Linked DNA regions of Mus musculus: regions 2, 3, 4, 5, 6 and 7 are each linked to region 1. A link is a loop called in an ENCODE intact Hi-C map of the cell type or tissue named here. Cell type or tissue: left cerebral cortex. All regions are shown on one strand. Region 1 has its middle 27 kb from the start of Gm11494. Region 2 has its middle 44 kb from the start of Gm38759. Region 3 has its middle 52 kb from the start of Gm34677. Region 4 overlaps Tmem100 (transmembrane protein 100). Region 5 overlaps Pctp (phosphatidylcholine transfer protein). Region 6 overlaps Ankfn1 (ankyrin-repeat and fibronectin type III domain containing 1). Region 7 has its middle 21 kb from the start of Gm38759.

Region 1 (4,000 bases):
CCTCCCCCACTCCTCCCCTGCCCCAGCACCTCAGCAGAGAAACTCAAATCAACAGAGCTATAGATTTTAGACTCTCTGGGATAATCTCAACCACTTGTGACAACACCTCCATAATGGTCAAACGATGGGACTGATTTGTGAACACGCCAGTGTGACAAACCCTTGTCGCAGGTCTGCTGGGCCTGACCTGAGGCTGGGAATGAGGGTAGAGTGAGTAATTACTGTCTGAGGCCTCCACAGTCCAGACAGCAAGGCACCCTAGAATAACAGTTTGTGTGTGCTCTAGTCCTGGGCTGTGCAGGGTTCTGAGATTCAGAGGCCAGGAAGCTGAACCGCGAAGGGAACCATTTAGGATTCAGAACTGTGGCCAGGAGCTTTTCAGAGGAGGAAGAAAGGACAACCGAAGCAAGCTGGGAAACTGGTGACACGGGAGGGAGGGAGCCAGTTTTCTGGGGCCAAGTGGGCATAGCCTAGTTTTGCCAGCTCTACTGGGCCAAATATTTTCTTAGGATAGACCCAAGGTTTCCAAACCCGAGTTTGTATAGTTAGAACCCAGCGATCTAGTTAAAGTTGGCTTATTTTGTTTCCTGACATTAAAAAAAAATAATAAATAATAATAAAAAAGGCTAAACAGCAAAATTCTCACTCAGAGGGCGCCCTCTCTTGGTAGAAGATCACACATAGCCTTCTTTCTAAAAAACATATTTGCCTCTTGTACACTAACACATACACACACACACATCCAGATTAAAATCTACAGTTTGTTTTGGGGTTTTTTTTGAAGGGGGGTGGCTGGAGAGATGGCTTAGTGGTTAAGAGCACCAACTGCTCTTCCAAAGGTCCTGAGTTCAATTCCCAGCAACCACACGGTGGCTCACAACCATCTGTAAAGAGATCTGATGCCCTCTTCTGGTGTGTCTGAAAACAGCTACAATGTGCTCATATAAATAAAATAAATCTTAAAAAAAAAATCTACAGTTGTATCCTTGCATCATCTTAAAAAGATAGCAGCCCTCTAGAGAGATCCCTTCAGTGGGCAGTAGGAGATGAGGGAGAAAATGGCCTAGACTAGAGAACAAGATTCCACAGGCTTCTGATCTGGAGCCTTTGAGCCTCTGTTTATGCAATTAGTGTGAGATGTACTAAAAAACCTAAGTCCCTGCTTCCCTGGACAGTCCTGGGCTTCTAAATTTATGGCTTGCCGTATCTTGGCTGACTATAAAGTGCTTGGTTACTCGGGCCATGTTTGCAGGAGTTGATGACTCTGACTCTAGCAGAGAATCTGCCCCAGGAGAAAAATATTGTTTCTGGCTGTGGCCGCTATAGTCTCTGATTTTCCACAGCGGCCAGAGATAATTGGCCCAAATGATTTCCCCTTTTCCTCCTTCTCACGATTTTCTCACAGTAAAAGGCCTGTTTGGAGACGGTAAATAACTGGCCTGTACCCAGCAGGACTGCAGCGGGCTGCAGAGGTTGCACCCTGACGCCCACTCAAACCCGCAAAGCTCCTGAAGAACAAATATGAAAGATGCGTTTTGGGTACAGCGAGGGATTTTTGAGGACATCTTACTGAAGGGCTTTCATACTTTTTCTAGCTTGCGTTGAAATGGGTTAGATGTATTCAGGATAGGCCAGATGATAAGAGTCCGGAAGTGAGCTTGTGGTGTGGCGGTTTCTTAGGATTTGGAAATTCCCCGCACAGTTTATTCCAGCAAGTGCCTAACACTAGGGAAGACCAGTACAGTAGCTGCGCGGGGAGATTGGACCCGGTTGCGATCGGCTGGAGGTCATATCAAGAAAAGACAACTTACTGTTTCAATTGCTACCCAAAACGTCATTGCTGGCATAAAGAATCGGGGAACTAGGAACATACATTACCATCCAGAACCTGTTATTGTCTATCGTCGGGTTTCCTGCTCCCAAAGGGAAGGAAAAATCCGACCACAATGCTAAGGTTTACCTGGCTTGTGGTCTCCTGATGCCCTCTCCTGGCCAGTATGGCACAGTGCGGCTGTTTGCATGGAGAATAGCGCTGTGTGTGTGGAGCTAGTAAGTGTTAAATGATAGTAAGAGAAAAAGAAAGACCTGGGATAAGAAAGAGGGAAAGAGTCAGGGCCCAGGGACACGGGCTTATAGGACAACACACAAGTCTGAGTCCACAGAGCTTAATATAGTGCAGCTAGAAGGCCAAGAAATGTATAATAAAATACAGCCCTTAGTATTTGCAGATAATAAAGTGGATTCATGAATAAGAGAGCAGGGGAGAAAGGAAAAGAAAGCATGGGAGGGAGGGAGGGAGGGAGGGAGGGAGGGGAGGAGGGAAGCAGGAGCACTGGAGTAACTGCCCCAAACTGCATTTTTCTCCCATCTGTCTTCTGAATAGAAAGATATGGGTGTGCTCATCATCTGAAAGATTTTAATATCATATAAATCCTCCAGATATGTTTTGAAGACTTTATGTTTGAGTCACCAGAAAAGCTAGCCACACACTTCTGTGGAGTCACCAATTCCACATTGTTTTCAAAGATAAAACATCGGTTGTGGTGTGGGTCATTTAGAAAGCTTGCGATGCCTAGATGAAGGAATTTGTAAACTTCAGGCAGAAGCAAGGACCCCTGATGTCCTTGTGTAAGAAGTGCTAATCCAGTTTGTATCACTTGACTTGAAAGTATATCTGTGGCACAGACCATGGGTCACGATGGAACCAACGCTTGTCACGGTCCTCTAAACATGCAAAATGGAGGCTGCTGACTGATGGCTGGGAGATATTTGAAGCTGATTCTCATGTTGCATAGCAAATACTTGCTTCCCTACTAGGTGAGTGGGCTTGCTCGGACTTCCAGATCTCTTAACTGCTGTACAATGTCCTAGTAAACGAAATTGCAATAGCAAACAGACCCCTTCAATCATTTTTTTTTCCATTTACATTGCAGTACCAAGAAAATACTCTTCTTCCATATGGGTACCAGGATTCCATGTTTTGTCTACCTAATGGCTCCAGCCTCCTATGGAGCCTATCCTAGGTCAGAGGAACAGATAAACTCAAAAATGGCATCATCTATCACATCCTTTGGCTGCATCCTGGGCCACACCCAGCTCCAGAGGATGCTAAGAACTGTGATGTAGCTGTGTGCCTAAGAAAATACATCCTGCCAATTAAATTCTTGCCCATGACTACCAAAGCTTCTAGTCACACAGTATTCTTCATTAGCCAAATCCTTTATTCATATATAATCCTTATTATATTGATGTCTATCATGCCACCTCAAAACCACAGCCCTAACAATTATGAATCATGTTGCTTCAAACAAACTGCCAACATGCCACAGCTACATTCCCTTCCACTCATACAGTGGATGATAACAGACCTTATAGTAACATAAAGATAATGTGAACTAACACAGATAATGCACTCAACAAGGTGTCAACTGATGGCGTGACCTTGGGCTAACTTGCCTTTTTCTTTTGCCAAATCGAAGGAGTTGGTTAAATCTCTGTTGGTTTTGCGTTGTGCTTAAAGCATTGCTGGCAGTAGCTCTTTCATTCCCCTCCTAGGATGACTTTAGTCTGTTGTGATGAGGTAACAGGAGCAGAGCAGAAGACTCCCTGGCTCGGGTGTAGCATGCTGGTAGAGTGCTCGTGTAACATCCTTGAGGCCCTGGGTTCCACCTTCACTAGTCCAACGAGCAGGAGGAGGGGAGGAAGCAAGGGGGGGAGGAAAGGAGGTTGGGGAAGGGGGAGAAAGAATATGCACATATAAATTAAGTCATCAAAAGAACAATTTTAATTTTATTAAAAAAAAAAAGTCAGGCTGAGTGTAGAAGCTTGCACCCATAATCCAGAGTAGGAGTGTTACAGGTTCAAGGTCAAGCTGAGGCTACCTAGTGAGAGTAACCTGGACTACAAAGTGAGATTTTTTTTTTGTCTCAAAATAAAAACCATAACAAAATGAAAGGAGGAAGGAAAAGAAGGAAGAAGGAAGGGGAGAGAAAAATGGAAA
Region 2 (4,000 bases), 1.0 Mb before region 1:
CTTGGCGCTACCCCGGACTCTCTCCTCCCAGTTCCTGGTGGCTCAGTGTTCTTGGCCACCTGCAGGCTTTGGCTTTGTCCCCACAGATCATCACCTCCATCCTGCACATCCTTTTGGTCTCAGCTTAAATGTCATTACTCCAATCTAATTCCATTGCTTCCTCTTAGCCATTCTAGGCTCCCTATTAACACTACCCATATCTCCCCCAAACTGCTCACCATCAGGGACTACGTGACCCTTCCTCTGCTGGCTGTAAGCCCTGTAAGACAAGGATCAAGACTTTGGGAGCTCACAGTTGTAGTTCCAGACTCGGCACCTAGTAGATGCTTAAGAAACAGTGCTTGTTGCATGATATCAACGGTTAACGAGTTCTCATGTGTGCCTGGCAGTGTGCCAAGTCTTTGACTGTGCTATCACATTTTCTTTAATCCTTACTATAGTCCCCATCTATGAGGAAGAGGACCTAAGTGTTTTAAGTAAGCGGTACAAACACATCCGACTAGGAAGTTGTAAACTTGGATATGAATTCCAGTCCCAAGTTTTAAAAATTAATTTATTTTTTTTATTGCCTTGTTCTGCTGGAGTGGATGTGCACAGTAGGTGTGCAGGAAATGGAGCTTCCGGGGATGGGGGTGGAGGCACAGGTAGTTGCCTCTCTCATTTCTTGAAGTGTATGAGAGGAGATCCGGGGAGTCTCTGGCTTGCTCCCCTCTTCCTGAGCTCCTCCACGTGGCGGGGTGGGGGTGGGGGGGTGGCGAGGCAAGAGCTTAAGATAGAGGCCGTCAATGAGAAGGCTCTGTGGAGGGAGGGAAGAGTCCCTACCTAGAGGGCTGGAGCAGAGGGTGTCATCAGGGCTGTAGTGAGTGAATGGGGGAGGGGCTTGCTGGGCACGTTCTGAGTGAAGGGCTGCAGACCAGTGGCTCACAACCTTCCTAATGCTGCAACCCTTTAGTGTGGTGACCCCCACCCTACCCCAAACAACATTATTTCATTGCTACTGCACCACTATCGTTTTGCTACTGTGATGAATTGTAATGTAAAGATCTGATAAGCAGGATATCTGATATCAGACCCCCAAAGGGGTCGAGACCTACAGGTTCTGTAGTAGACTCTATAGGAGAGCTTTATCTCTGGGACCCTTGGGGGAAGGGGGCAGAGGAGGACAAGCAAGTTTCCAATATGGCGTTGAATGAAAGGAAGTGCATGTCTGGAATCTGCAAGCCAGGGAGGCAGTTTAGAAGAGGCCATGGGCCGGTGTGGAGGAACTTGGATGAACCCTGCCTTGTTTCTTCTCAGCCTCTTTCCGTTCAGTCTGTCCCTAATGTCTTCTGCAGTCCTGAGCACAGGCTGTGCCCCTTCCGTACTATTCTTTGCCCAGGCTGACCACAGCCTCTCTGAGGCCAGTTGAGAGTGAGAACCCTTCATTCTTGGTTTTGCAGGTCCTTGTGCTGTGCCTGGGATGCAGTAGGGTTTCACACACTTATTGAAATGGTCAAATCATTCCAACTCCCCCAGATCTCATTGTCTATGTCCCCCTCTGTGTTACTGTCCTAAAGAGTATTAAACTCAACAGGACACTTGATCCATGAAGTATGTATTTATTTTTATCATTCTCTGGTTGAGACGAAACCTCCTTGGCGCTGGGGACCACATTAAATCTTTGTATCTCAAATACTGAGTGTCGCTGTAGACTGTGTGCAAGGGTGAATGATCTCTCTCCTTTGCCGTTCTTAAGGAACCGTAGCTCTGATAGGTACTTTCTAGACTGAACTGGCTTTGGAATCATGTCTCCTGAAGGTGAGAAGCAGGAATATCATGTGGTTCACAGGATGGGTGATTGGATGTCTTCCCAGGGCACATGGGGCGTGCTTCAGGTGTATTGAGACCAGGTGCCTGTTGGGATCAAATATAATTTTAAAAAATGGTCTTGAGCATCTACCAAATGTCTTTCATCGGGCCTATATTTTTCTTATTCTTTATATCTACAAATAAAGTATCATTTTTGTTATACAGATTAAAAAGCAAGCTAGGGGAAGAGTATTGTCTTTTCTAAGATAGATGGAACTACTCTCCATCTTCCGAGACAATACCAGCTGTTATTTCTTCAGAGATGAATACATAGGTCAGCTAATGTTCCCTGCTTAGCTTTGGAGCATCTTTTAACTGACTCTGGGGAAACAGTCTTCTTGTGACATGAGCATTATGTCCAGGCTGAGAAAAGTGTGGTCTTGAGCGAAATATGCCAGAGCTCATGCTGACCACCAGGTGGCGCTGTTGGCCCGACATTTAGTCTTGCCAAAGCTTGGCTGTTTTAAAGGGTAGCTTTGGGATGGCTCATGCAAAACCTTACTGCGGTTTGCAATTTACCAGCGCCTGACAGTTGTCGTCTGCTTAAACTGTGTGTCCTGTAACTCACCCCCATTTGAGTCCTGAACCTCCCAAAGAAGCTGTCATCTCTATTCCACAGAGGCCAGGAGTTTAAGTAACTGGAACTAAGTTCTCAGAATGGCTTGGCACTCAAAGGGAGCAAGGCCCGATCTGTAAGCCTCCCTTTTGTCCTTTCTTTCCTTCACATTCTGATGTATCCCGGGCTAGCCCTAAAGTTGCTATGTAGCCAAGGATGACCTTGATCTCCTAATCCCCCAGCTCCTACCTCCCAGCTGCTCAGACTACATCCCATTCTGCCGCCACCACCCCCAACTCACGTGGTGCTGGGAACCAAACCCAGGGCTTTATGCCTTTCCCCGAAAGCCCTCTGCCAACTGAGATGAATCTCCAGCCTTTCATTTCCCTTTTGATTTCCTCAGTCTCTTCATGATGACACATGCTGGCCTATGGCGGCAGTGGTAATTCTGACAGTGAAAATCAGCTGAAGGCTGTCTAGGGGCAAAGGGGCACACAGGAGAGAGGTAGTTATCTCGCCCTTTTTAACCTGTGTTTCTGGGTATGTATGTGCACATACATGTAGAAATTTATGTGCTGCCTTACAGTATGTGGAGGCCAGAGGGAGCCGGTTCTCTCACACATGATTTCTGAGGGTCCATTCGGTCATCAGTCTTGGCTGCAAGCACCCGTACTTGTTGCGACCTCTCGATAGCCTGTAGATACCAGAGTATGAACTGATTACTCACTATCAAAGTGGCTGTTCAGCGGATCTCTTGGGAGATCAGGATAGTGGTCCTGAGAAGTCCCACTGGCTATTACAAGATGAGCAAGCAATAGTGAACAAGCTGTCTTGGATCCTCCAAAAGCCAGGGTGGAAGGAGTAGTTGATTTTGTAGGCAAGGAGGTGACACAGGGCAGCATGGTTCAGTGTGTAGCCTCTGGAGTAGGCCTGGCACATTGGTACATTAGAACACTGGCACATTGGCACATTGGTACATTGGCTCAAGACATCCCGTTCTGCTGTGCCCACTGAGGGTGCCTGCCTGGAGCCCACAGGAGCCCCAAGTGGAGAAAGCTTGATAAAAGTCATACTTGAGCCAAATGGCTTTGAGCATTCCCTAGGGTCTTCCTTGAAGAGACCTTAGGCTTCTGGGATGTGTCTGCTTGCTCAGCATCCTGCACACTTCCCACCTCTGGGGGCTCCTCACTTCTTACCTTCCCATGAGGCTTGATCCAAACTGATAAGGCCGAATTCGTTTCTGCCCCATGGCCCTTGCCCTTTATGCTCGGCCCTGATATCTCAGTTCAGATCATTGGGCTGCCATCTGGGGACTCCTTACAGGTCTGATGCTCTTGCTAGAACCATCATGAAAATACTCTCCCTCAACAACCAGTGATCAGACAGAAAGCATCTCCATGGAGTCCAGCGGCAGACCCCAAGTCTCTGTCAAGTGGATGGTTGGGTTCTCTAGGCCTTTAGACAAAAACAAGCACCAACTCCTAGTTGGGGCATTCCTGGGATTCATCCCCTGTTAAGTATAGGTCTGGGCTCTTATGTTCAAAATGCCAGGCCTTCTGTGGCCTCCTCTGGCTTGAGGATAAGGCTTTTGGGAAG
Region 3 (4,000 bases), 230 kb before region 1:
TGTCAAGTGATATTTTTAAGGATCAAGGTTTGATTCCACTTCATTCCGAGACCTCAACATCACTCCAGAGTTACTCTCTGGCTAAAGAAGAAAAACACTTGTAGGACCTTGGCGAATGCTGTAGAGGCCAGAGCTGGAATGAAATATATCTATTTCATTGACTTGAACTTTCCAAACATTCCATTGACCATCTAAGAGCCCAGACAACCAGAAGCATCTTTGCTGCCAATGAAGAAAGTGAACCAGGCTCATCTTCATTGTCCTTGGCTTTATGACTTTCATCCACATTTCAAGACAGCAGAAGTCTATTGTGTATCTTGTCCACCATTGTCAGCGACTTTTCCCCTGTACACCAAAGGGACTGCTGGATCTGGACGGTATCCTCTCTCCCTCACTTCTCCTGCCTTTGTGGATCTTCAGAGATGGATACCTTTATGATGCACACCTTTCTTCAGTGGGAGTATACTTGTTTTAGTAAAACACTTGGCATTCACATCCACCCGTGCTTCTGCTGTCCTTGCTGACTCCTTCCTGAGCTGAGGGAGCATGGTTGACTCTTCACACTCTCCATGTTCCTTTCCAACATCACATCACTGTGTCTTTCAAGCTCCATACACTCCCTGTACAAAGAAGGCAGACACACTGGCTTCATACCTCAGTTGTACCACTGCAGTTGACGGTGTCATCTCAGACCTAATTCTGTTGCCTAACACTTCTGACCTTGAATCTTCTCATCTTTCATATTAGGGTGTACTGACCTCCCAGAAACATGGAAAGGGCAGTTGGCCCAATGCAGGTAATCTATTCTTTCTCAAGCCTTCGAATTTTCTTCTGCCCTTCCTTTCTTGTATCCACTTACATCCGCCATGCAAATGTGGCGGGGATGAGAACCTGATTGGACATAGAGCCCTGGGGAGTGTTATAAAGAGACAAGGTTTGTGCTAGACAAAACAGGAAACTGGGACATAACATGTATGAATACAGATCATACATACATACATAGGGATCATGGAGTTGTACTAAAGAAAGGCTAAGGCTGACAAGAAAGCTCAGAAGTTAAAAGTGCTTGCTGCAAAGCTTGAACCTTGACTTCAGTCCCCAAGGTTCATATGGTAGAAGGATATAATATAGACTCATATACTGAACATATACACACATGCACACACACACTCTCTCTCTCCCTCTCCCTCTCTCCCTCTCTCTCTCTCTCTCTCTCTCTCTCTCTCTCTCTCTCTCTCTGTGTGTGTGTGTGTGTGTGTGTGTGTGAGAGAGAGAGAGAGAGAGAGAGACCTACTGAATTAAAAATATAATTTAAAAACCTTTAAAGAGTTTCATGTGTTTTGCAAATTGTATCTTGGGTATTCTGAGCTTCTGGGCTAATATCCACTTATCAGTGAGTGCATATCACACAATATTCAAGGAGCTAAAGGGGTTTGCAGCCCCATAGGAGGAACAACAATATGAACTAACCAGTACCCTCAGAGCCTCTGGGACTAAACCACCAATCAAAGAAAACACATGGTGGGACTCCTGGCTCCAGCTGCATACCTAGCAGAGGATGGACTAGTTGGTTATCAATGGGAGGAGGGGCCCTTGGTCCTATGAAGGTTCTATGCCCCCAGTATAGGGGAATGCCAGGGCCAGAAAGCGGGAGTGGGTGGGTTGGGGAGCAGGGGGGTGGGGGAGGGGATAGGGAATTTTCAGAGGGGAAACTAGGAAAGGGGCTAACATTCGAAATGTAAATAAAGAAAATATCTAATAAAAAATTAAAAGAAACTTTTAAAGAAATTCCCATTTTATTTTTCTAATGAATGGCATTTAAAATGTTTTCATGTGTGTTTATGGGTGTTTATGTGCTTACAAATGTAGTCATACACGTACACATGCATGCAGTTATATGTGAGGTCAGAGGCTAACACTAGGCATCTTCCTTAATCACTTGCTGCCTCACACGCATATTCAGGCAGGGTCTCGCACTGAACCTGGAGCTTGCTGGTTTGGCTAATCCAGCTACCAGTACCCACTTGCTTCCTGCATCCTCTGTCTCTGTCTCCGTCTCCCAAGCTCTCGGATGAACCATGCAAACCCAGTGTTTACGCATCTCTGTGGGCAATGTGGATTTACAGTCCGTTCTTCCTGCATGTGCAGTAAATGCTACACCAATCAAGCCATCTCCCAGACCCACCCAATGAAGAGTTTTAAATAAAGGATTATTAGAGCAGAGAACTCGGAATTGGCCATCCCACCTGTGTAAAGAAGTGCCTCCCACCACGAGTCCTTCATCCACTAGCTCAGGCTCCATCCTGAAGCCTGCAAGGCCGAGGTCGAGGCAGGGCATCACCTTTGTAGCATGAAAACGTGACTGGCAGCCAGGTGTTGAATCATCACTAGGTGGCAGTAACATCTAATGATTAATTTTCTTAGCCACGCCCCCCTCCACCACCCCACCCCCCCCATCTCACTTCTGTGTCTATTTTGCTTCTCTGTTTGAAGCAAACACTTAACTCAACACAAAATAGAAATGACCTAGTGTTTATCTCCGTTCTTATTTTGAAGTTGACTTAGAGGCACTGTATTTTAAAAGGCAGGCATCCAGGCCATTTCTCAAGCTACAAACCACAAACTTCCCTCCTGGACTCTCAGAGCTCCAGTTTAGGGACTTCTACTTTGCCTAGAACATGAATCAAAAGGTCAAGTATCTCGTATCCTCTGTACTGAACAAGGAGTCATGAGCTTGGGACAGTTTCTTTCTTCCTTAAACATGAAAACAAGGAGACATTAAAAAGTCATTTCTGCACCTGGTGGGGGATAAGCTGACTCGCCTGAAGCCATTTGGCTCACTCAACAGTTTCTGTTTTGCTTCACTTTTATTTTCTCTCCCAGACCCCTCCTCCTTACCCACAAACTCTTTTCTACAGTCAGTGATAGATTTTTTTTGTTTGAGGCTTGATTAGAATAAAGATGAAAGAAACATGTAGTATTGTTGAAAAAGCAGCCTATGGTAATGACCTAAAATTAATGCAGTATTCGGCCTATAGCAAGGAATATGGGCATGTGAATCCTAGGTTGTTTCAGGGGGGGACTTAATGGAGTCTTTTCTTAGTCCCAGAGAACTGTTCTAGGCCACTCCTGGCTTCAAAGTCTTGACTTCTTTCAGAGGACTGGGCCCAGGTCTGTTTATCTCTATAGCTAGGTCCCAATTCTGGAGAATATCTAGAATTCTAATAGATATTGACACCAGATGTCCTCCTCTCAGTGTGAAGAAGATTCAATTATTGATAGTCAAGAGTTTGAGGATGGACCCTTAGAAACTTTGCATTGCTATCTATAGTACAGTGTGGGCTATAGTTCAGTATAGTTCATATGAGGCTAGTGTACTAGATAAGTTAACAGTTCACTTGAAGGAGACTCATGGGGGGGATGCAGCTTTGTTCTATAGACTGAGTGAATGTAGGGAAACCAGGCAGGAGAAGGAAGCTGGGCCCACATTTATTCTGGACACCAAGGTCATCAATATCATAAGTAGTTCTCAGACCTAATTGCCAGCCGTTTGCTTGAAAACCCCTGAGTCCTGGGTCTAGTAAGTGGAGTTAGCAAAGCAGCCAAGAATGCAGAACCATGGTATATTATCCATTTTCATTCAGAAATGCTTGAGGGAAGTTGAGTCTACAGCTAGAAAACACAGCTGTGACCAACTGTGGATGCATCAACGTTGAAAGCAAGGCTGAGATAAACACAGAATTTAAAAATCTGTGTGTTCATGTGTATGTGTGGGTGTGCAATACTCTACACCTTCGAGGCATGGTCTCTCACTGAACCTGAAGCTCTTCAATTTGCCTAGACAAGGCAGTTTCTGAGCATCCGGGGTCCTGGTGTCTCTGACTCCACAACAGTCGCAGGTCTCTGCAGCCACTACTTTTCACATAGGTACTGGGGATTCAAACTCAAGTTCTCTTCTTTTTCTTTTTTTTCTTTTTGTTTTTTGTTGTTGTTTTGTTGG
Region 4 (4,000 bases), 130 kb before region 1:
GCTCATGGCTGCTGAAACTTAAATGCTAGTTTCTGCTGTCCTTATTATTTTCAGATTTATTTTATTTGAATTATGTATATTCCTGTGAGGCTGTGCTGGGGTTTGTGCAATGAGTGCAGGTGTCCTTGGAGTCCAGCAGAGGGCGCCTGATCTCCTGGAACTGGAGTTACAGGTCGTTGGAAGCTGCCTGGCCTGGATCCTGGGAACAGAATGTGGGTCCTTTGCAAGAACAGTGCACACTCTTAACCCCCGTGCCATCTTTCTCACCCTTGTCTTTATTACTTTTGTCGCTATTCTGAATTGTCCACTTCCCCTCATCTCATTTGTAAATTATCAGCTGCGTGTTTCTCAGCTGGAAATTTCTTCTTCTACTGGAAGATTGTTGTTTTCATTTCATGTTACAGTTCAGCAATACTTAATATATAATATATTAATATGTTCTTAAGGGTTTCTAAAAATGCCAGTAGGAAATCAGTGCCTGGGGTAGGAGATTTAACAGTGTGCTATTAAATGTGCCTTGTGCTTCTTGATGATTTAATTATGAACTGGTACGGGTTGCATATTCCACTGGTCATTGTACTGCACAAATAGGATAAGACTGTGGCTCTGAGCTAGCCAATATCCTATATACTCCAGTAAGAATCATTTCTCATTACTGTACTTTAAACTTCACTCAACCAGAGTAAGAAGACAGTTAAGGATGAAGTCTTAGCATTTGCAGAGACTGGAGGCACCTATCGTATTACATTCATTGGAAGGGATTCTATTGAGGGACTTCCTAAAGTCTGCCAGTAGCCATCTGACATTGGCTACTCCCCAGTCCTTGCTAGCTTTTGTAGTTGGAAACACCTTAATGTTTCTAATAACATTGAATGCCAGTGAATGAATAGGGCTCACTGCAGGGCAGGGACTGCCCTGTCTTGATATGGTTTTTTGGTTTTGTTTTTAAGTCCATGACAGGCAAAAAGAAACTGCTGTATAAAGAAACTTCTCAGGGCAAGTTGAAGCTTCTCTGGACTGCTCTAAACACATCTCATCTTTCACTCCCAATCCAATAACCCTGTCGTATGAGTCAGCCAGACTAACTCCACCAACCTGCATTAGGCTCTGGTTTTCCTGCCTCTGTGTCTGCCCAGACGTTTCTCTCTCCCTTATAATGGTAACACCATTTTTCACATCCCCCTCTCCATCCCAGGCGACCCAAATCTTGCTTCTCATCAGCACTCTGGCTCCAAAGCTACCTCCTCCCGGAAGCCTGTCTCCTCTGTGAACACACTGTGCTTTCCCCAGCTACTGGTTCTTATCGTTTATGGCAATTTCAGCTTCTCATTACATGGGCGATATAAGTGTGTTTATTTCTCCCTTATAAGCCTTCTTAGACAAATCTGTACAGTATACTGTACCTAGTGTGCTGGCTGGTGCATTAGCTTGCACAGGGAAGAAACACAACAAATACTCAAATGAGGTGTTAAATAAACTCAAGAATGAAGAGTGAGCGGCTTATCCAGAAATACAGTCTATTCTTATATCTTGAGAGAAAACGTTTTGATTCTCAACTTCCCCAAGAATATGTTACCAGGCATTCCCCAGCTTCATGGCAAAGGCAGGTTAGGGTTAAGAAATGGTCCTCTGTTCTTGAGCTAAGTGCCCACCCAGCCCTTAAAAATGATTGAAAAGCAAACGCGTGAATTACTTCTGGCCACCAGGGGGCCTCATGCTGCTACCCGAGTCTCCAGAGAAATCCTATGGGATGACTTAACTGCTGAACTGATGGGATAGAATCTGCAGATAGCCATATGGTTCCTAGCTGAAAGGAACAGATGTTTTAAGTGCCTCCTTTCCATCCACTTCCCTAAGTTTTTCTTAAACAATGGAGATTTCCTAATATGGAGAGACTTTGGGGATTCACCGGGCCTCATCCCTATAAAGCCACCAAGGTAGTCCTAATATGCTGCAAATGGCAACTATAATAAGGAAACTAGACAAGACTTGAATTACAATCATAATTGCAGCATGCCATCCATGCTTGAGTAGCATCTGGCTTTACAAATGGTTCTATCATACACAGGGAAACGTGGGCTAAATGTGCCCTCATATATGATGCAAGCTGCTGTGTAAGTATGTATATATGCAGGGTCTCACACTAGAGCCCAGGCTAGCCTCAAATGTGTGGCAATCCTTCTGTCTCAGCCTCCTGGGTGCTGGAATTACAGGAGGGAGGGGAAGGGAAGAGAAGAATGAGGAGAAGCAGAAGGCTGGGGGAGAGAGGAGAGAGGAGAGGGAGAGGGAGAGGGGGAGGGGGAGGGGGAGGGAGAGAGGAAAGAGGAGAGAAAGGGAAAAGATCATGGATTTTGAACTTGGAAGAAATGGTTATATAAACTCTCCTGTTAAACTAACGAGGTAATCTTGAGAAAATAAGTTTCCTTTTCAGAATGAAGTTAGTTTATAAAGACATGTTTTTATTTCCTACCCCATAAAGCATTATGGGGGCTTCAGGGATGACTCAGTGGTTGGCAGCACTTGAGGAAGAACAGTCTGTGTTCACCTGAAACCACACATGTGCCCCCCTGTCTCACACTCACACACATACACATACACAAACACACACCACACACACACACATGCGCACACTAAAAATTCAACACATCTTAAAAACAACGTACTATAAAGTTTGGAAACTGCTACTTGTAATATCCCTTATATTGACTGCAGCTTCCCTCTCTGAGGGTCTCCACAGGTAGTAAAGCATCAAGCAGTTACTGGTTTGGATTGACTGTCCTTAACTAGCTACTCTGTTTAACCTTGACACAATCCACAGGTTGTCTAGTCCCAAAGTCATCTGGAGGAAGTCTCTTCCCCAAAGATGAATAAGCCTACGCACACAAGGTGCGGGGTGGGGGTGGGGGGATGGGAATGGGGGTGGGGATGGTGTCAGGAGAATAAGTCAATGAATAGATCAGCAGAGAGAAACGTTTTCCTCGGTGCCCCTCTCCTATGGACCTGTCTGTCATTTCATTCACTTTTATCCTTATCACTCTGCTGACAAGATGACTGAGGTAGAAATCAGCAGAGAGCCACTAGGTATATATATTTTCAACCTTGTGGTTTTGAATTCCAAGGGCCTAAGTCCCTACATTTTGGCATCCATGAGGAATTACCATCACTCCTGACTCTGTTACTTGCTCTGTTTTAACAGGACCCAGGCCCAGCTGCCATTCATCAACAGGTTGTACCTCACCATACTGTGAGGCTAGGACTCCACTCTGCTGCACAGGCTTGTTGACCCAGGGACTCACAGTCAGGGAGGCCTAGCACTGGGATGAATGAGTGGTGGGCATGTGGTGGTCTGAATAAGAGTGGCCCCCATAAACTAATGTGTTTGAATGCTTGGTGCATACAGAGTGGCAGTCTTAGGAGGTGTGGCCTTATTGGAGTGGGTGTGTCCTTTTGGAGGAAGTATGTCACTGGGGGGGGGCGGGCTTTGAGGTCGAAAGCTCATGTCAATTCTCTTCCTGCTGCCTGTGGATCCAGATGTAGAATGCTAAGCTCCTCTCCAGCACCATGTCTGCCTGCATGCCAGTATGCTACCCACCATGATGATAATGGGCTAAACCTCTGAACTGTAAGCCAGCCCCAAAGGAATGATTTCCATTATAAGAGTTGCTTTGGTCATGGTGTCTCTTCACAGAAATAAAAACCCCAAGTCAGGGCACACCACTGCAGTTAGTATGGTGTCTCTTTCCTATGGAGATATTGTAACAAAAATGCCATAGACTGTAGGGCTTGTGAATGCAGAAATGCATTTGTCATAGTTTTAGAGCCTCCAAAATCTAAGCACAAGTCAGTGACAGAGCTTCTGTCTGATAAAATCATTCTCTCTTAAGTTCATAAACAGGTCTCTCACCATGTACCCTCAGAGGAGATTCTACAGGGTCACAATCCCATCCTAGAGGATTAATCCCCAGGAGCCCATCCACTTCCAAAAATCCAAACTTCCAAA
Region 5 (4,000 bases), 180 kb before region 1:
GAGGTGCCGAGATACTCTGGGCCAGGACCACGTAGATCTTCCTCCCGTCCACATCCAGGTCTCGGCGCTGGCGGGTGTAGACGTACTGCATAGCCAGTCAAGGCATGATGCCAGCGAAAGAGCAGCCCACACTGGTGGCAATGGAAGGTCTCTCTGCACCTTCCACGTAACAACTGGTCCCTTCTGCAGAATGCCCACTTTCCCTGCAGAGCTGAACCTCACAGTCAACGGTAATTCTCACTGGAGAGTGCCTGTTACCTGGCTGTGAGCAGATCCCCTGAATGCTTGGTTACACAAGGGTCACCTTCCTCCTTCTCCAGGAAGGCATCCTGAGAGCACTATTCACTTAGCTGTAATCATGGGGACGCTAATCAAACACTCTCAGGTCCACAGGCCGGGATGTTAGGGGCATTAGAGAAATCCAGGGGCAGAAAAACACTGGATAGAAATTGCATCAACCCATAGATATTGTCTCATCCGCAGCTGTCACCACAGACCTCTACCCATGGAAGGTGTCCTTGTCACAACTCAACTGTAGGAACACTTACGCACACCTCGAATTTTAGTAAGCAGATGTACTCTTTGAATTAACACTGGTTGACCAAGAACAGCAAAAACAATTCCACCTCTGGAAGCATGCACAAAACATTCCCAAGGTCGGCAGTGCTAGTCCATCAAAGACAATGACGTCTTTAAAAGCCTCAATCTTTACTTTCTATTCATTCTAAAATTAATGTACAAAGTGATCGGCTTCACGGTGGCCTCTTCTTCCATACAAATCATTATACTTTCTCATCTCCAATGTCCTTAGGTGGACTATTGTCAGGGCAGCTATTTGTCTGCAGCAACAACAATTAATAGGCTTAGACGGGAGGGAAAACTCCCTGCATTTCAGTCAACCACTTCACTTTATAAACGAAAAAATGGAAAGGAAAATCATACACCTGGTATCCAGGACAGCAGTCAAGAGGGCCACGCTGAAGAGAGGTTAGAAACAAAGTGGTGAGGCCTGGTTCCTCTGCCGTATCAGTCTGTCTGCCTGTTAGTTGTTAGCTCACGTCCATGGGACCCACCTGCTCTTCTGTGAGATCAAAAGATCTGGACTCACACTCTTCATAACCTGTTCTCCCCGGACTCCCAATTTTTGAGACTCATCAATTTCCACCTTTGACACTTTCTCTGGAGGTTGCCTTCCAGCGACCCCGGGTGTGGTTCCTGCCCTAAGTGGTCACACCCAGAAAGAACACTCTGGACTCTCCAAAAGTCACACAAGAAGCTCCAGGATTAGCATACAGTTCTGTAAGGACCCAAGACAGTGCCGTGACGTTAGTGGATCCCAGTGTAAGGGCGGCGGCTGGGGAACGCAGCACACGAAGAGAGACAAAGAACAGAGTGCCGTACAGAAAGGATACATCTCTGTTGGACAGCGGGAAAGGGTACTTCACTTCCCAGTATGCCACCATCTGTTCATCACTCTCCTTCTCGTAGAGTTCTGAAGCAGAACACAAGAGGTTAACGTACCTGCCAAACCCAGTGGCCTCAAGGAGCCTTTTCAGCCTCAGTGTGTGACAAACCCCTCAACTCACAAGACATAGAACTATTTTTTAAAACAAAAGTATATTTAATGTCGCTGAAAGCTTGCTGCCTAGGGGTGGTCTAGAGGACATGGAAACACAGAAAACCTAAATAAGCCCCCAACACTTGTCCATGGTACCAACAGAAGGCAGGGATAGAATGTAAGGAACCCGGTATAAGAAATTACCATCGGCATTAAAGCAGGCCAACCACCAGGTGTCACTAGAGGACCGGGAGTACCATCAAGGTTTGCCTCCCAACGCTTAGCCAGACACTGAGGAAGTCAGAGCCTAGCATGTATAAGTTCAGGACATCTGGGAAACAAAAGGCCCACAGAGAGCTGTGTTCTCAAACAGCCGGAACATGGCTGAACTATGGCTAACGCTGGGTTTCTTGTGTCTTTCCTCTAACCACCTGCTACAGCTTTGGGAACCAAATTCCCTTAATGTTTGTGCTCTAGTGTCAGGACATGCAAACTGTAGCTCTTGGAGGACAGAGTGAAAGAACCAAAGAGCAGCCTATGCTTAGCCTGTGCGGTGGGCTCCCATCTAACCATCCAGAGAGGATCAAGACATCCGTGGGTGAGATGTCAAGGGTCCATGTAGCATGTAGAAGAATGCTATCAGAAACAGACTGTTGATTAGGGAGCTTTGTGGCCTCTTGATGTCAATAGGACACTAAAGACAGTCATGAAGGGAAAGAATGAGTGGGCCTGTTGCCTCTGTGTGTTTAGTATTCTTGCTGCTCCCCCTCCCCCCCCACACTGCCCCCTCCCTCACACACTGCCTTACCCTTCTCTACTATGAGGTTTAAGTAGGTAAAGGAGCAATTTCAGGGTTTGGAAAAGGAGCAAGATATGACCATAATAAATGAATGACCATGGCCTTTTTAGGCCCAATGGATCACAAGACTCTTGGGTAGTCCTAAAACCCAAAAGCAGTACAGTCAGGACTTCCAGATTGTCCTAGCAAATCTAACAACAGCTTCACTGTACCAGAAACCACAGTGTGGACAGCTGATGGTAGGTTCTGCAGTTACTTTTCTTTTGTGCTCCCATCAATTTATTTATTTTACTTTTCATTTTTTAAAGTCAGCTACCTTAGCTGACATGAACAAAGGTGGTTTTACAGGCTAGCTACCTCCTCACATGGCTCTTTTCCAAGCAGGACCCACACAGGCATCTATGGGCAAAGTGTGTGTCACATGATTGCCTTATGGCTGCTGGGGGAGTGGGACGGTGTCAGTCGGCTCCCTTGGCTAGGCCCATGTGCTGACGTTCCCTAATGAAGACGAGTATGTGAGAGCATGAAGCTGCTGCCTGATTCCATGTCCAGGATTCACAAAACAAGCAGTCGCTTTGAGAAGAGCTGCAGAGAGTGAGTCCCGGCACTCTGGCTGACTTTATCGGGAAGGTGTGACTCTCTTTCCTGGAGTTATTTGCATGATGAGAGTCTGAGTCTGTATCTTCTGGAGGACACGTTCCCAAGGAACAGGAACCTGCCTGAGAATTAGGTCAATACAGAGGGGCACAGGCTAGAGCTGAAGAAACATCCGGATGGGGGTGCGCCTTTGACACTTGCAGTAGTCTTGACTAAACACTTCACTGTGCAAGTCTCTTCGACAGTGGCTGAGATGACAGGGACACTGACCCTCTGAGATGTAGGGGGTTCTCTGTTTAATGGTTTCCAACTCGGTGTTTCTCTCCATTATATAGACTATGTAGGCTGTAGATCCTGTCCCTGCTATGGGTCATGAGATGTTCTCAGATTACTAGTAGAGGAGGTGGGTCAGAGGACATCACCACCCCACAACCCCACCTGCCAGTGACTTCTGAACAAGCTGCTTTGCGCCCTCTGTCTTGAGGCTTCCTGGACCTCCAGGGCCCTCCAGCTACCCCCTCTCCCAGTCTCTCACTTCCTCACATGCATGCGCCCTTGCTCATCTGGAGATCTTTGATTCGATTTCCAAAAGGAAGTTTGGCTGCCTATCTTCTGGGAAGGCGTCCATGGCAATCAAGCTATGTGTGCAAGCACAGCTCCGGAAGCAAGGCAAAGCAACCGTGAGGACAGATGGAAGACTGCCTCGAAGCCTCTGTGAAGGTGAGTACTGGAGGTGGTGAAGGCCATGCTATAGCCTCAAGTATAACAAGACTAAATTAGTCAAAAGTAGATTAACTCTCAAAGGATTCTTAATTGACACAAGCCATCACTCACCTTTCACATACTGGTCCCATTGTTTTCTGTAGTCTAAGTCCATGTAAACATCTGCGAGGAGAGCCGGCGAGCAGCCTTCCAGGACACCGAACACCTTATACTCATAAAGTCCACTTGGCTATGGAGACAGAGGTGGGGGGAACAATTTGTTGATGCTGGAGTTGAGATTCCACATCACATACAAAACAACTGGACCTGGGGTTCAACCACAC
Region 6 (4,000 bases), 620 kb before region 1:
TAATTTTTCACTCTTTCTCCTTGTTCGCCCTTTTCAATTTAGGGAGTGCCTTTTCATCAGAATCTCGAAATTAAATTATGAGAAGAAAGTGGCAGGTCCTTCCCTGTGGTCGGCAGAGAGGCTGCCCCAACCCACTTCCCTTCTGTAATCTCTCGACCTTAGCTCCCGAATGAGGCCTTGTAATAATGGACTGTGTGTTTCTCTCCCCCCACCCCCCCCCAAATAAAATGTGCCACTTATCAAAAACAGCTAAAGGGAGGGGGATTAAAAATAAAATAAAAAAGAGAACTCCTCAGGGTGGATTCGAACATGCTTATTATGTGTGAAGTTGTCAGTAATGAATGCCATGCTCTGCCTCTTCCCCTCCCCCTGCCCCCTCTACTAATCCCCCAAAGAGAGAGAAGGGCTGTAGGGAGGGTGCTGCTATTTCGGTTTCAGATAGGCCTTTTCAAATCGTGCAGACTGTTCATGGGCATGCTCTTTCTCGATGATTTTGTTTTAAGCCCCAGATGACCTTTCAGAAAAAAAAGTAATGCCTTCCTAACACGCGGGGAACCCGCTTGTGGAGTTTGCCCCCAGTCTTGAGGAGCCCAGACACTCGACATTCAGAAAGATTCAGGCAGAGGTGGTTCCCCGTTCTTTTTGCTGCAGCTACCACACAGCGTTGATCCGGACCGGTCACGGGAGGTTTTTCCAGACTGGGGATTTTAAGAAGCGCGATTCTCTTAGGGAGGTTACAAACCCTTCCCTGACAGCTTTCCAAGAACGGCTCTGTGCGCGCCTCTCCGGCAGCCTCCCAGCTCGCTGCAGCTCCTACGACGACGTGATAATCAGAGTCCCTGAACTCCTGAAAAGTCTTCTTGTTCTGCCTGCCACCCTCTCCGTCGTCGTTAGAATTCTCCAGCTATGAATCCCCTATTGTCTGCAGGAGCCCAGGATCCCCACACCATGCAGAGGCAGGAATGCGAGCCTCCTAGGTCTGGCTCTCAGCACAACCTTACCCTGCAGGTCACAAAGCCCCATTTATACACAGCTCCCAAGTTTTTATCATAACTCTTTATCGACTCAGCCCCATATATCCTCCAGGGTAGTCCAGAGACGTTTGGTAATGAAGCCCATTTATCCTCATTTTCTCAATTGGCACACTTAAAATTCCAATATTTATGTTCACACTGTCTTAATTTTGGATGTCAAAGATAGTCTGGTAGACAAGGAGCATTGCCCACGGAGAACTGACCTCATGGAGAAGTTCACCAGAACCCCAATACATAATGAGGTTTGCCACAGCACCGATCACGGCATCACAAATAGTTGCCATTTACAGCTTGGTGAAAAAAAAAAGTCACGTCAGTCTAATGCATTTTATGTGCCACCCAGAAACTGTGCCCAAGTCTCACACTTTACAAAATAGGATTAGCCACTCCTTGATGAGGAAATCAAGGCTCAGAGAGATTAACTGGCTTGGTTATGTGCACTTAGGGGCTGAGCTGAGACTCAAACCCAGGTCTCCCACCGCAAAGCTCCTGGCATTTCTACCTCACGCCTTGGCCTCTTATCACAGATGCAGTCCGTGAGTAAGCGGACTCATCCCTCATCACAGATGTATTAAGAATTGTGAACTTGGGGCTGTGACTATCCTTTGGCAAGTTGAGCTATGAGTTTGGCTCTGATGAGACTTGCACAGGACAAGGGCAGATTGGCAACCAGGAGCATATATTTCACCTGTCAATAGGTGGCAGTATTCACCTAAATCTCTCCAAGAGGAGTCAGCCCAGGTTGCTTTGCCTAACACCACCCCCAAGGCCATCTATGTTCTGTGATGTACCAGCTTTGGCCGTGATGAATTGGGTGTGCGACAAATTGGGTGCTAATTGGGACTCAAGCATGACTGGGACTTTAGTGGGGTTACGGTAAAGGACTGTAGTCCCTACAAAGGTGTGGAATCCCATAGCTACTCACTATGACTGGCAGTGCAAAGCCAAAGATGATTGCTGTGTCTTTGCCCACTTTAAAAATCATGTACAGAGTTCTCAAGTAATTTGTGGATAAAATGGTGAGTGTCCTAGGATCAGAACATTCATAAGCAGGGGTTGTGGGGGTGGGGTGGGGGTGAGAGTGGGGCCCGGTGGGGGTGGGGTTGCTCAGATGAAGATAAGAACAAAATGAACAGTTTGCCTGGTTCCAACTTCTCCAAGCCTATGTGTATGCACACACATGCCCGCCAAATCTCAGGATTATCAGCAGGTATGCAAATCAGCCCACACAGGTGAAAATGGTCAAGACCAAGAGTCAAAATATGCATGAATAAGGAAAGGAACTCTCTCTGAGTTTTATGCAGAGACTCTCTCTCTTCTCTTTTTCTCTCCTCTCTCTCCCTCTCTTTCTCCTGCCCCCACCCCCATTTTCTTAATAAAGAAAATGTCAGTGTCTAAAATAAGTACAGTTAAAAGTATTAGTCCAGAGTCAATTTTTATCTTCTGGCTGGCACCTGGAGCCTTCTCAAGTAGCGCTTAGTGTTTTGAAGTCAAAAGAACAGGTGCTGTGGCAGATGGGAAGGGTAAGAAAAAAGGCTGAGAGATTCTTAGCACATCTCTGCCTTGGCTTCTCCACTTTCAGTTGGGATGCTTAGAACTGATCATGTCCTACAATGACCAAGAAACATTTAGTGGCTAGTGGAGTCTATTGTCATGGAAGCAAGGCCTTGACTCAAGTTAGAGTCTCAGGAGACCATACTCACTAAGACGAACTCTGATGGGCTGGTGTTATCTGGAAGGTGTTCTGCCTACACACAGGACAGTAATTCATATCTCTTTTATGGATCAAGTGACTTTCCCTCTCTAGCTGAGGTGTCTGTGACTTGGTTAGCATTTTCAGCTTGTAGCTGCTTTTATAAAAAATACTTAAGGGTTGTCTACCTTCCATGCTGGATTGGAACCTCCCTGGCCGGGGCTCAACCCTTGTCAACTTTTGACATCCCCCTCAATCTTGTGCATGGTAGATGATTATATATATATGAATGGAATTCAATAAACCTGAGGCAAATATTCTACTTTCTCATCTATTTTTTTTTAAGAAAAAAATACAGCTTGGCTGTTGGACTTGACACATGGGCCACAGTTCTGATTTTTTTCCTGTGACAGTCCATTTCAAGCAGCATTTGTGACCATGGCCCTCTCTTGTCCAAAGCCACCTCACCCCCACCCACTAGAACCAATAATTAACTAATTTTGTGTCTTTTATACAATGTCCCAGTCATATGAGGGGTAAAGGCTGAGGCTGGCGCAAAGGTTGTTCCAAGGACATGCAGTGACCCCTGTGGTATCTATCATTCCAATTCCTGCTTTTTGTGGTTTACAGACACGATCCAAACAAAAAGCCGAACACGACAATGCCGAACATGACAATGCTGTTTCCTCAATGTCTGTGGTCATTGTTTGCCATATTAGGGCAAAGCTAAGCACAAAAGGAGACAGCTTTCTTTAAAAGCTCACAAAATTGCACCCAACCTATTAGGCATATCAGGATAGACCAGCATGCTAGTAAACGATTTACCCAGCTGAACGTCCTGGGCTCAATGATGCTGTCAGCAGCAACAGCCCAGTTGTAGATTGTCTAATGGGTGTTGAATGGGCTGGATATTCAGACACATGCCAGCTTCATGCACAGCCGTGGTGCGAAACATGAGGTGGCCAGGTCCCTGGGATAACAACTGTAGCTGGAAACCACGAGGCAAGAACATTCCCTGTTGATAGTCTCTGGTTCCTGCTGGAACCTCTCCCCTCCTGCTACTAGTCTGTTATCTTAAGAAAGAAAGCCAGACAAAACAAAAGGATGAATGGAAGGGAGGGAGGGAGGGAGGAAGGGAGGGAGGGAGGGAGGGAGGGAAGGAGGAGGATGGAAGGAAGGGAGGGAGGGAGGGGGGAGGGAGGGAGGGAGAGAGGGAGGGAGGGAGGGAGGGAAGGAGGAGGATGGAAGGAAGGGAGGGAGGGAGGGGGGAGGG
Region 7 (4,000 bases), 1.1 Mb before region 1:
TGGTGAAAACATTAAAAAAAAAAAAAAAAACCCGAGTGGTTCTATTTACTTCTGTGTAGTAAGACTTCTATGAAATGAAAAATGAAGGAGAATGGATCCTGGTTTCAGATGTGCCTCAGGGCAGTGTGTGGGCTGAGCTGAGGTTTCCCTCACCTCCTTCGTACTAGCTCCAAGATGAAAGAGAGTGAGGGTGTGCTCGACCCTCCCCCCCCCCCCGCAACTCCCCAGAGTATGAGGTCTGTTTCCCCCTCAGCATTATGGTTCCCGGAGCTCTGAGCCGCCCCCCTTGCTCCTCCATTTTGCTAGAACCTTCTCTTCAAACTTTGTCTAGCTCAGGTTTGATTGAACGCCCTGCATTGCCAGGCCTGAGGCTCTGAAAATGAGTGATGTTCTGTGAAGCCAAGGACCCACTATGCTGCCTACTGCACATCACTTCTTTCTATGGCTTCATCCTGCATTGTTCTGGTCCTTACTCCTTGGGCTTAAAGGGGACACACGGAGAAGAGCTTGGGAATCTAGAGCCCTGCCACACCCTGCCACGATCTCTTCTTTGTTGGTATCTACCCACAAACCATAGAGGCAAGTGCAGTGGCTGAGAGATAGGCTACCTGGGTTTACTGCTGGACACATCCTCCCTTAATTATTAAGCCTTTCTAGGTCTCAGTTTGCTCATCTGTGAAATGGTGGTATAGTTCTAACTCCGTATAGATGGCACATGGATAATTTAAAAAGTGTGTGTATATGTGTGTGTATGTATACCTGTGGTTCCCCACCACCCTCCCACTAATGCTGGGTTTACAGGCGCACCTGGATCCTTTTTTTTTTTAAATTATCTTTTTCATGTATACATGTGTGTGTACATGGGTGTTTGCATGTGTGGAAGCCTGAGAAACGTCCTTAGAGACTCTCCACTATATTAATGGAGGCAGGATTTCTCACTTGAACTCAGAGCTCACCCACAGGCTAGCCAGCTCCCTCTGGAGGTCACCGGTAACAGGGGGTGGGGTGGGGTACCCACCTGGCGTTTCCGTGGGTTCTACCTTATCAAAACTCAATGTTTGGACGGCCAGTGCTTTAATCACTTCAGCACTCTTTCTGGTTTTCACATGGGTGCTAAGAGATTGGAACTCAGATCCTCATACCTGAGCAGGAAGTGCTCTTATTCACTGAACCATCTCCCCAGCCCCGGGTTATATGGGGGTGGGGTGGGGTGAGGGTGGGGGGGGACGACACACATTTATCTTTTCTTTTCTTTTCTTTTCTTTTCTTTTCTTTTCTTTTCTTTTCTTTTCTTTTCTTTTCTTTTCTTTTCTTTTCTTTTCTTTTCTTTTCTTTTCTTTTCTTTTCTTTTCTTTTCTTTTCTTTTCTTTTCTTTTCTTTTCTTTTCTTTTCTTGGTCTTTTTGAGACAGGGTTGCTCTGTATAGCCCTGGCTGTCCTGGCACTCACTTTGTAGACCAGGCTGGCCTCGAACTCAGAAATCCACCTGCCTCTGCCTCCCAAGTGCTGGGATTAAAGGCATGCGCCACCACGCCCGACTCACACTTACCTTTCTTATGAACTCCCCCAGAATTTAGAAACCTGCTGAGCCTAGGAGCCACTCCTAAGGTACCTAGGAAATTGTTCTCTGGAATGGTCTAAAGGAGGGAAAATTGCTTCTATTGTTCAGAAGGAAAAAGGGAAAAGGAGTGTGTGAGTGCACGTGTGCATAAGTATGCTGGGTCAGGTGGTGGAGACACAGCACGGGCCACACCCACTCAAGGCGCACTCGGGGATTGCCTGTGACAAGGGCTAGTTTACTGAGCAAGGGTGGGCCCAGGACTGTAAGGGCTCGGCTGGCCACTAGGGGTCAGTGTGTCTCCGCTGCAGGCGCCAGCGGGCGGCTCACCTGATTGTTGCAGACTCCTGCTGACAGTTCCCCCTCTTGCTTTGTATTTGGACAAAACAAAACAAACAAACAAAACAAAAAATCACCACCACTGCAGCAGCAGCAGCAGCAGCAGCAGCAACAACAACAACAACAGAAAAAATTTCTCTGTTGCAAGGAAGAGAGTCTAAATAGCCTAAATAACACACTTTCTCTTTGAAGGAAAATGCAGAAGGTGGTTAAACTGGCTGTCTTTAGCGTGCCTGGGCGGAGGGAGCATAGCTCCAATTGTGGTTTCTGGCCTGGTTATCTTGGTGCCTCTGAGGATGACACGGGGGAAGGGGGTGTCTGTTGAATTCTTCCTTTTCTATTTTCTGCCTCAGCGAGGAGGAGGGTGTTAATACCGCTTGGCAGTTACATGAAACCGAGGCGGATGGTGACGGGGTGTGTTAACAAACAAGGGCAGGAAATAGTGTCATATTTTCTGGAGAGCGAACCGCTCCCAGGAGACAGACTACAGGATTCCACCCGAGGAGACTCTTGGAAGGGGCGGCGGGGCGGATAAGAAGTCCTGCCTCGAGCGAGCTTCCCTCGCCTTTCACTTTCTGGTATCTCCGTACAGTGACACATTCGGTTTTATCCCCAGTCTGGCTAACTAGACAAATCACTGGGCATAAAAAGAAAACTATCCACTTTGATCTGGTTTCGTTTTGGCAATTAGTTATCCCTTTGTCAAGAATGGCCTCTGGAAATAAGACTTCAGGGCCGGAGCTTGGAACATACGCAGAATCTGGGCTGTGTTGATTTTTATCCTCGAGTCCAACCGCTGGCTGGCCAGGTGGGACAGGGATAAGCCGTCTCCTTGCCTCGGCTTCTTTGTCATCCTCCATCACATCTTTTCTAGTTCTTTAAGAATTCCACCTGCCTGCCATTGGGTTAATGATGAACTTTCTCTGAACTTGAATCACATACAGTGAGCACCCGAAGACTGGCTAGGCTGCCCCATTCTCTTTTTTTTAAAGATTTACTTATTTTTATTTATATGACTACACTGTAGCTGTCTTCAGACACACACCAGAAGAATGCATTGGGCCCCATTACAAATGGCTGTGAGCCACCATGTGGTTGCTTGGGAATTGAACTCAGGACCTCTGGAAGAGCAGTCAGTGCCCTTTAACCACTGAGCCATCTCTCCAGCCCTGCCACATTCTTCTTTGTATCTCAGGTACGATGCCTGATACATTTTCATCGGCAGTAGGGAATAACAACAACCACAACAATAATGATAATAGAAATATAGATGAAAAGATTAAAGAACAATAGCCTTAATTCCTCTACTGCAACTATTGGCCAATGCATACCGAGTGAATTCCACATCAACTGGACTCTCTCTGCTTTCTCTTATTTCACACGGATACCAGGAGATCCGGCCAAGGATTCCATCTTCCCATCATGATCACTTTATAGACTGGCGGGTGGAGCCTGGGTGTGTGTTGGGGTAACTAGTAGACCTCCAGTTCTAGAATCTGGCAAGCACCAGGCAGGGCTGCAGACCTGGCCTCTCATCATGTGGCAGGTCTCTCCCTTCTGGGACAGCTCTGCTGCACCTGCATTCTATACACTGCATGGAACACATGCTCACGTGTGTGGCTGGAAATCCTATGAACCTTTCCGTGCTCTCCCTACCAAGACTAAGCTTCTAAGGCTAGGGTGATGGCTGCAGCTCTCTGGAGAGAAAGGATGAGTCAGAGCTGGGATTCAGGCCTGACCTGAAAAGATGGCCACAGGGGCTGGGTCTTCAGAGACACTGGACATAGAATCTGCAGTCTTTGCTGCCATTTCTGAATGGCTTGTCCCTTTACATTTATTGAGAGTCTTACACCTTCCTCTTTTTTCATTTGCAAAGTAGATGTTTCCATAAAAACCCAACAATGCAAACCAGGCCTGTTGGTGAGGGTCTGTAATTCTAGCTACTCAAGAAGCTGAGGCAGGAGGATCCCACGTTCAAGGCTAGCTAGCAGTGAGCAACTTCGCAAGACCTTGATTTAAAAATTAAGAAAGAAAAGGACTGGGAGCCAGGCTGTGGTGGTGTGTGCCTTTAATCCCCAGCTCTTGGGAGGCAGAGGCAGGTAGAT

The links. Peaks named below come from ENCODE experiments on the same cell type or tissue, not always from the same donor. Only the 100,000 strongest peaks of a DNase experiment are listed, where the experiment ranks them.
Region 2: it touches region 1 in a loop (5-fold over the local background); 7 of 42 quality-filtered maps call a loop at or near these places.
Region 3: it touches region 1 in a loop (5-fold over the local background); 8 of 42 quality-filtered maps call a loop at or near these places.
Region 4: it touches region 1 in a loop (5-fold over the local background); 24 of 42 quality-filtered maps call a loop at or near these places.
Region 5: a loop joins it to region 1, with 16 times the contacts of the local background. A loop is called at or near these places in 39 of 42 quality-filtered maps.
Region 6: it touches region 1 in a loop (5-fold over the local background); 5 of 42 quality-filtered maps call a loop at or near these places.
Region 7: a loop joins it to region 1, with 2.5 times the contacts of the local background. A loop is called at or near these places in 3 of 42 quality-filtered maps.

The regions. Positions count from the first base shown.
Region 1 is chr11:90,168,196-90,172,195 of GRCm38, forward strand. No RefSeq gene overlaps it. Among named protein-coding and RNA genes, the nearest start is that of Gm11494, 27 kb to the left of the region's middle. In left cerebral cortex, CTCF peaks have their summits at 686 (motif pointing left), 908 (motif pointing left) and 1,990 (motif pointing left); DNase peaks (open chromatin) are centred at 396, 1,712 and 1,973; H3K4me3 peaks cover 487 bases; H3K27ac peaks cover 554 bases.
Region 2 is chr11:89,163,191-89,167,190 of GRCm38, forward strand. No RefSeq gene overlaps it. Among named protein-coding and RNA genes, the nearest start is that of Gm38759, 44 kb to the left of the region's middle. In left cerebral cortex, a CTCF peak has its summit at 2,270 (motif pointing right); a DNase peak (open chromatin) is centred at 2,272.
Region 3 is chr11:89,935,057-89,939,056 of GRCm38, forward strand. No RefSeq gene overlaps it. Among named protein-coding and RNA genes, the nearest start is that of Gm34677, 52 kb to the left of the region's middle. In left cerebral cortex, a CTCF peak has its summit at 2,374 (motif pointing right); no DNase peak of the experiment used is centred here.
Region 4 is chr11:90,036,486-90,040,485 of GRCm38, forward strand. It overlaps Tmem100 (transmembrane protein 100), which reads left to right. Exons shown (of 3, transcript NM_026433.2): 3 at 1-20. Among named protein-coding and RNA genes, the nearest start is that of Tmem100, 8.1 kb to the left of the region's middle. In left cerebral cortex, CTCF peaks have their summits at 126 (motif pointing right) and 1,707 (motif pointing right); a DNase peak (open chromatin) is centred at 1,718.
Region 5 is chr11:89,987,283-89,991,282 of GRCm38, forward strand. It overlaps Pctp (phosphatidylcholine transfer protein), which reads right to left. Exons shown (of 6, transcript NM_008796.3): 2 at 3,789-3,906; 3 at 1,413-1,492; 4 at 1-85. Among named protein-coding and RNA genes, the nearest start is that of Pctp, 14 kb to the right of the region's middle. In left cerebral cortex, a CTCF peak has its summit at 1,804 (motif pointing right); DNase peaks (open chromatin) are centred at 40, 1,813 and 3,531.
Region 6 is chr11:89,544,654-89,548,653 of GRCm38, forward strand. All of the region lies in intron 2 of Ankfn1 (ankyrin-repeat and fibronectin type III domain containing 1), which reads right to left. Among named protein-coding and RNA genes, the nearest start is that of Ankfn1, 150 kb to the right of the region's middle. In left cerebral cortex, a CTCF peak has its summit at 1,722 (motif pointing right); DNase peaks (open chromatin) are centred at 766, 1,741 and 2,620.
Region 7 is chr11:89,098,841-89,102,840 of GRCm38, forward strand. No RefSeq gene overlaps it. Among named protein-coding and RNA genes, the nearest start is that of Gm38759, 21 kb to the right of the region's middle. In left cerebral cortex, a CTCF peak has its summit at 1,840 (motif pointing right); DNase peaks (open chromatin) are centred at 1,865 and 2,258; H3K4me3 peaks cover 1,151 bases; H3K27ac peaks cover 324 bases.